2 separate regions of the Mus musculus genome follow, and region 2 is linked to region 1. The links are chromatin loops, found by intact Hi-C in ENCODE. Cell type or tissue: gastrocnemius. All regions are shown on one strand. Each heading gives the region's core, and the rest is flanking DNA. Links, peaks and the distances in the headings are about the cores only.

Region 1 (2,912 bases), core at 149-2,648:
GTGTGGAGAAGATCTACTTTTTTCTTTATTTGGAGATAGTTACTTTTCCCATTGCTGTAACAAACACCTAACAAAAGGTTACTAAATACCCAAATAAAGAAAGACGTATTTGGCTCACAGTTTGAGGGCAGAGAACGTCAGGGCAGGGAGGGCAGCGTGGCAGGAGTTCCAGACAGCTGGGCACACTTTGTCAGTGCTCAGGGCACCTCACCCTCACACACATACCCCGTGTTTCCATGGTGATTCTAAATTCAGTCCAATTGGATCTAATCAAGTGTCTGTCCACCGCCCTAACAGTGTTTGACAACTATTATCATAACTTCTTTTGTTTTGAGACAGGATGTCATCATGTAGACCAGGCTGGCATCAAATTCAGAGATCTGCTGTTCTCTGCCTTCTGAATGGCAGGATAAAGGCATCACCACTGAGACTTATAACTATAAATAAATGTATATGCATGTGTGTATAATATTCCCATAATAAATATTAGTCTTCTGGAACCCAAAGGTAAGGTACAGGATATCTTCATTATTATTATTACTATTATTCTTTGAGTTACTATGTAACTTTGGCTGGCCTGGAGCTTGCTCTGTAAAAGAGGCTAGTTTTGAGCTCATAAAGTTCTTCCTGTTTTAGTCTATCGAGTGTCAGGAAGAACTTAATTTAAAAAAATTATTATCATTATGTATAGGAATGATTTGCCTGGAATATGTCTATGCATTACATTGGAGCACTGTCTTCAGGGTGAGCTATTATATGGGTCTTCTTGAAGAGCAGCCCACGCTCTTAGCTGCTGAGCCCTCTAACTCCGGAAAAAGACTTTTAATTAGTGTCTACATCTGCAATGCCATCATGAGAGTGGCAACTCAATGACCAACGTTTATCAAATTATTTCAAATAGTTAATTGCCCTAAACCAGCTTGGTTCAACCAATAAAAAAATGTTTATAGATCATACAATGTAACAGTAAACACCCATACAACATAGGTAGAGCGTAGGTGGTGAGCAGTTTGTGGACGGAAGTATGGAGAACAGACTAGACTGGGAAACCTTGTCTCATTCACCCTTTCTACCCGGCCCCGAGTGCGGAAAGAAAAATCCAGAAAGAACCAAGAGAAAGCAAGTCTATCTCCTATCCCACTATGACTCCATTTTAATATTTCTTCCTTCGTCCACTGCTTTGTGTCGTTAAGCTTCTTTTAAGCTTAAAACCAACGGGATACAAGGCTCCAAGCAGGTCCTTAGCTATTTCTGTCCTAATAGGGGAGGGAGTAAATGGGTTTAATTTGAGTGCAAACACTGCTAGCTTTCATGGGCCTTGAAAAAAGTGCGGAAAAAGTCAGGAAGACGGGGCCAGCGATCCTGTGAACTGTGTATGTATTTTTGTCTCATACAAAGGCCTTACCTAGAGTTTAGAGTTCCTAAAAACTCTCAATTTCAATTAGCCAGGAAAATAAAACTCATCTGGCAAGCAGGAGAGGATCAAGTTAATGAAAAACGTTCACAGGACACAGAGTTCAACGGCAGAGGGCACAATACCCACCAACAAGGGCCAGAAGCTGGAGGAGAGGGTGGGCAGAATTTGATGATATCTGGGCCTTGTAGTTCGCTGTTGGTCTCTTCTGGGTATCCTCGACACGAAGATGAACTACAACCCCCACTGTGCAACGCGAGCCCCTCTCGCCACCTCTCCTCTATGGCGAGGACAAACCTCCTGGGAAACAGCTCCGCCCCACCCCCGTACGCACGCGTCACGTTTGTTTACCCTGAGGCCCCGCCCCCAGCCTCCCGCTCTCCGCAGAAATGTCGTCATGCTAACGATGCATATTCATGATCAACTCCGCCCCGCCACCGCCCGCCTTCCCGCGCTTCATTAATATTCATGAGGCGAGCTCGGGCCGCAGCTCCCGGGAGCTGAGGCTGTCCAGCAGCGGGCGGGGCCTGGCGCTGGGGAGCCCGCGACCCGCGGGGAGGGTGTGTGTGGGGGGGCGGTGGCGGCGAAACGGGCGGGCGGCGCGCGGGATGGAACACCGAGACACCGACGGAATGCTCCGGATCGCCACATAATCCTCTGGAGCGGCCGCGCCGAACGCCATCGGCGTCTCCGTTCTCTTCGCGCCGCCGCCGCCGCCGTCTCCCACCTTCGCCTCACCTCCTCCTCCTCCGCTGCCTCCGGAGCTGGGGGAGCGACGTGAAGCCCCGCTACGATGGAGCCCGCCGCTGCAGCCCCGGCACAGCGACTCGCGGACCCCACGGGTGAGGACCAAGCCCTGGCGGCGGCGGCGGCCGAGGGCGGCCGGTGTCCGGATCCCGCGCTGAGCGCGGCGGCCCCGAGCGGCGGGAACGGCGGCGCGGCGCGAGAGGAGGCCCCCTGCGAGGCGCCGCCGGGGCCGCTGCCCGGCCGCGCCGGAGGCACCGGGCGCAGGCGGCGGCGGGGAGCTCCCCAGCCCGCGGCCGGTGGGGCCGCTCCGGTGCCCGCGGCCGGCGGCGGCGCCAACTCGCTGCTGCTGAAGAGAGGGCGGCTGAAGAGGAATCTGTCGGCCGCCGCCGCCGCCTCGTCGTCCTCGTCGCCGTCCTCGGCGTCTTCGGCCGCTGGCGGCCTCCCGGCGTCCTGCTCGGCCTCGGCGTCGCTGTGCACCCGGAGCCTGGACAGGAAGACGCTGCTCCTGAAGCACCGGCAGCTGCTTCAGCTGCAGCCGTCGGACAGGGACTGGGTGAGGCACCAGCTCCAGCGGGGCTGTGTGCACGTCTTTGACCGCCACATGGCCTCGTCCTACCTGCGCCCAGTGCTCTGCACGCTGGACACCACGGCCGCCGAGGTGGCGGCCCGGCTTCTGCAGCTGGGCCACAAAGGCGGCGGGGTGGTGAAGGTGCTGGGCTACGGGCCGCCTCCCGCCGCCGCCCCTGCCGCC
Region 2 (2,912 bases), core at 217-2,716, 96 kb after region 1:
CCCTTCCCCCCGGACAGGAAGCTCTGAAGTCCACACTGGCCCTGGCAAGCCCTGGCTCCCACTCTGACTAGGTGGGTGTCCTCCCTTGTCTTGCTGCTCTAGATGCTGGTCCTTCCCTAGGAGTTCATACCCTGTCTTCCTAGGGCCCTGCTGTCCTTGGGTATCCATCTCCATGTTTGCTCTCTGTCTTTATGTGTCTCTCTTCTGTTCCTGCTCCCCAGCCACCTTATCCTTGTTTGTGTCTCCTCCCCCCCCATGCTGGAGGTGGAATCTAGGGCCTTGCACATGGGTAATAAGTACTCTTATTACTAAACTACGATTCCAGCCTCTGCCTCCATTTCTCACTTGGGCGATTCCTTCTGTGTGTGTTCCAAGTTTCCCTTTTTATAAAGACTATAGTCATTAGATTAAGACCTATTTTAATCTAATAAATCTTTATCTTAATTTAGTTATATATGCCGAGACTCTGGTACATATGAATTAATATTCTGTATGTTAGGGCCCAAACATTACTTTGAGGTGCAAATGGGGGTGTATAGCTGCCACTGTGATTTGAAGAGTAGAAACAAGAGAGCATAAGTAAGAGGGCCTTGTCCTGTAGGACAGCATAATTACTTAGATGTAGATGGAGGCACAGCAGGTGAGGTATTTGTTATCGACTTGAGTCTAAGATGTGCGGTTGACATTTATGCTTCAGTGTATGTAGATCTGATAATCCCTCAGGGTTCACCCTCAGTACATGGAAGTAATTTTAGAAGCTCATTGGCATTTCTCAGCATCTCACAACTACTCACATGTTGTGGCAGTCATTTTTATTTTTAAATTGCATTTCACTTTACATATTCGCCATTCATTTAAAACATTGGTTAGTATTTTATGATATGTAGATTTGCTGTATTTCCTATTTTTCATTAAAGCATATGACTGCAGTAATGGAGTTGATAATTAAGTGTTATATTTCCAAGGTAGCTTGTTATTTTTCTAAGTAATTTCATTCTTAAAAATTTTTATTGATCTTAAGGTTTTGGAAAACATTTTATTCTTAAAGATAGGTGGTACTCCCAAGGATAATGGAAACTGAAGAAGGATTTCATGGTGTATTTTTTGTGGACCATGTTTGTATCTTACCATCTAGTTTAGATTTAATTAGTGAATGCTAGTTCTGTTGGATGCTGTGAGTAGGTGGGAAATATGTTGAATTTGTAAGATCATGATAGTTTCCAGGATTATTGTGGTTTTGAAGTTCTTTTCTATTACTAAGAGCTCCTCTTCAAATAGTGCAATAAAGTTTACCTTACCGTGAAGTAAACTGCTCACACTGGCAGTCTGCTCGTAGGTTGAGTGGACCTTGCGCTCTTACTATCCTCCTGCAACCCCAACTCCTCCAAAGAAAGCCCCGGCTAGATGTGCCATGTGCCGTTATTAGTTTGGATTTCTAGATAGGCTATCAAGCAGCATGATACCTTCATTTCTGCAGCATTTACTTTTAGGATTTCAAAGTCAAAACACTATATTGTGCCTTGCATCTATTTAGGGCTCTGTTAAGTGAATTGCATAGTATTAATTACATGATATTAGGTTTTATAAACACTTTCAACTACACTGAACTGAAAAGTATTGCAATACTAGATATAGGTAGTAAATACTTAATCTTTGAATTAAAAAATGAAGAAAATTAGACTTATTTAGATTAGAGGTCAGTTGTACAGTCAATGGTTATTCCAAGAAGTATTGTCCCACTGGAGCCTCAACATGCTATAATTAGTCAAGATGGGATCATTATTGATTAACTTAGGCTCTGAGTCCAACAAGAAGTGAGGGTAAGACCGGAGTTAGACTGCAAGCTGAAGAGTGAGTGCCAAGAATTGTACCACCAGAATTCAAGAGCCGGGCATAAGGTAGTTTCTCTCTTAGAGCCCCCAGAACCAAATCCACCAACACCTTGACTTTGGACTTGTAGACTCTAGAGCTATGAGAAAATAAATTACTTAGGTCAATACAGTTCATGGTAGTTGTGCTGCCTCTGGGTCTAAGACTCGTTCTCAATAGAAGCTGGCTGCCTTCTTGCTTCAGGGGCCCTTTACTAGCAGCTCAGAGTCATTCCAGTATTGGGCAATGGGCTGCTTGCCACACTGTTGAAATCTGCGTGTTTGGACAGGCTTGCTTACAGGTTTTCATAGTTTTGGTTGCATGTTGGAAGAGCGGGAACCTAGTACCCTACTCTTAGCATTTCCAGATCTAGAAACTTGCTCCAGTGAGGGTATAGTTAGTTTGAATGTAACTGATGAAGAAATCTTAGTTAATGCAGCAACTGTACAGAGCAGGTAAAGTGTAATAGAATTTTTTTCTTTCAAGTTCTCTTGATTGAGTTTGTGGCTAATCTGTCCAGGCAGGGAGCTCCATTTCAGCTGACACAGGAACTTAGACTTCTGTCTTGTGGCTTACCCATGCCTGAGAGCCCTCAGAATCTGCTGGCCCCAGTCTTTCTGTCTGGGCAGTGGGTGGAAAGTATGTAGAGCACAGTGTAGCGTGGGCTGTTTCATAGGCAGTTCTGGAAATGGCATGTATGTCCCAGCCCACAGTTTGTTGGTCAGGACCAGTATACGACTTCAGTTGCATTCCAGGAGAGATGGAGAGATGTAACTATCACGTATATTCAGGAATTAAAATTCAAGTTGTTAAAAACTCACCAGTCTCAAGCTAAACAGCACATTGTAATTTTTGTACATTCATATAAAAATAGATCTATTTTGCATTGTGTAGTGCTTGCCATTTTAAAGTGACAATTACTTTTCCTGTGTGTACTCTAAGTATTTCCCACAGTTTTAGTGCCATGTTGATTAATGGCATTTTATGACTTGTATAACAATAAAATCTTTAATATTTCTAGAAGAGAAGCTTAAAATAATGTT

Evidence for each region. A loop is a pair of places that touch in the nucleus more often than their neighbours do. Peaks named below come from ENCODE experiments on the same cell type or tissue, not always from the same donor. Only the 100,000 strongest peaks of a DNase experiment are listed, where the experiment ranks them.
Region 2: it touches region 1 in a loop (2.2-fold over the local background); 5 of 42 quality-filtered maps call a loop at or near these places.

The regions. Positions count from the first base shown.
Region 1 is chr1:106,169,797-106,172,708 of GRCm38, forward strand. It overlaps Phlpp1 (PH domain and leucine rich repeat protein phosphatase 1), which reads left to right and starts at 2,073. Exons shown (of 17, transcript NM_133821.3): 1 at 2,073-2,912. The coding sequence starts at 2,208. Gm20753 (predicted gene, 20753) reads right to left here and starts at 1,728. Exons shown (of 3, transcript NR_040630.1): 1 at 1,544-1,728. In gastrocnemius, for the core only: a CTCF peak has its summit at 1,528 (motif pointing right); DNase peaks (open chromatin) are centred at 1,771 and 2,559; H3K4me3 peaks cover 1,414 bases; H3K27ac peaks cover 1,670 bases.
Region 2 is chr1:106,266,115-106,269,026 of GRCm38, forward strand. All of the region lies in intron 1 of Phlpp1 (PH domain and leucine rich repeat protein phosphatase 1), which reads left to right. Among named protein-coding and RNA genes, the nearest start is that of Phlpp1, 96 kb to the left of the region's middle. In gastrocnemius, for the core only: no CTCF peak of the experiment used is centred there; no DNase peak of the experiment used is centred there.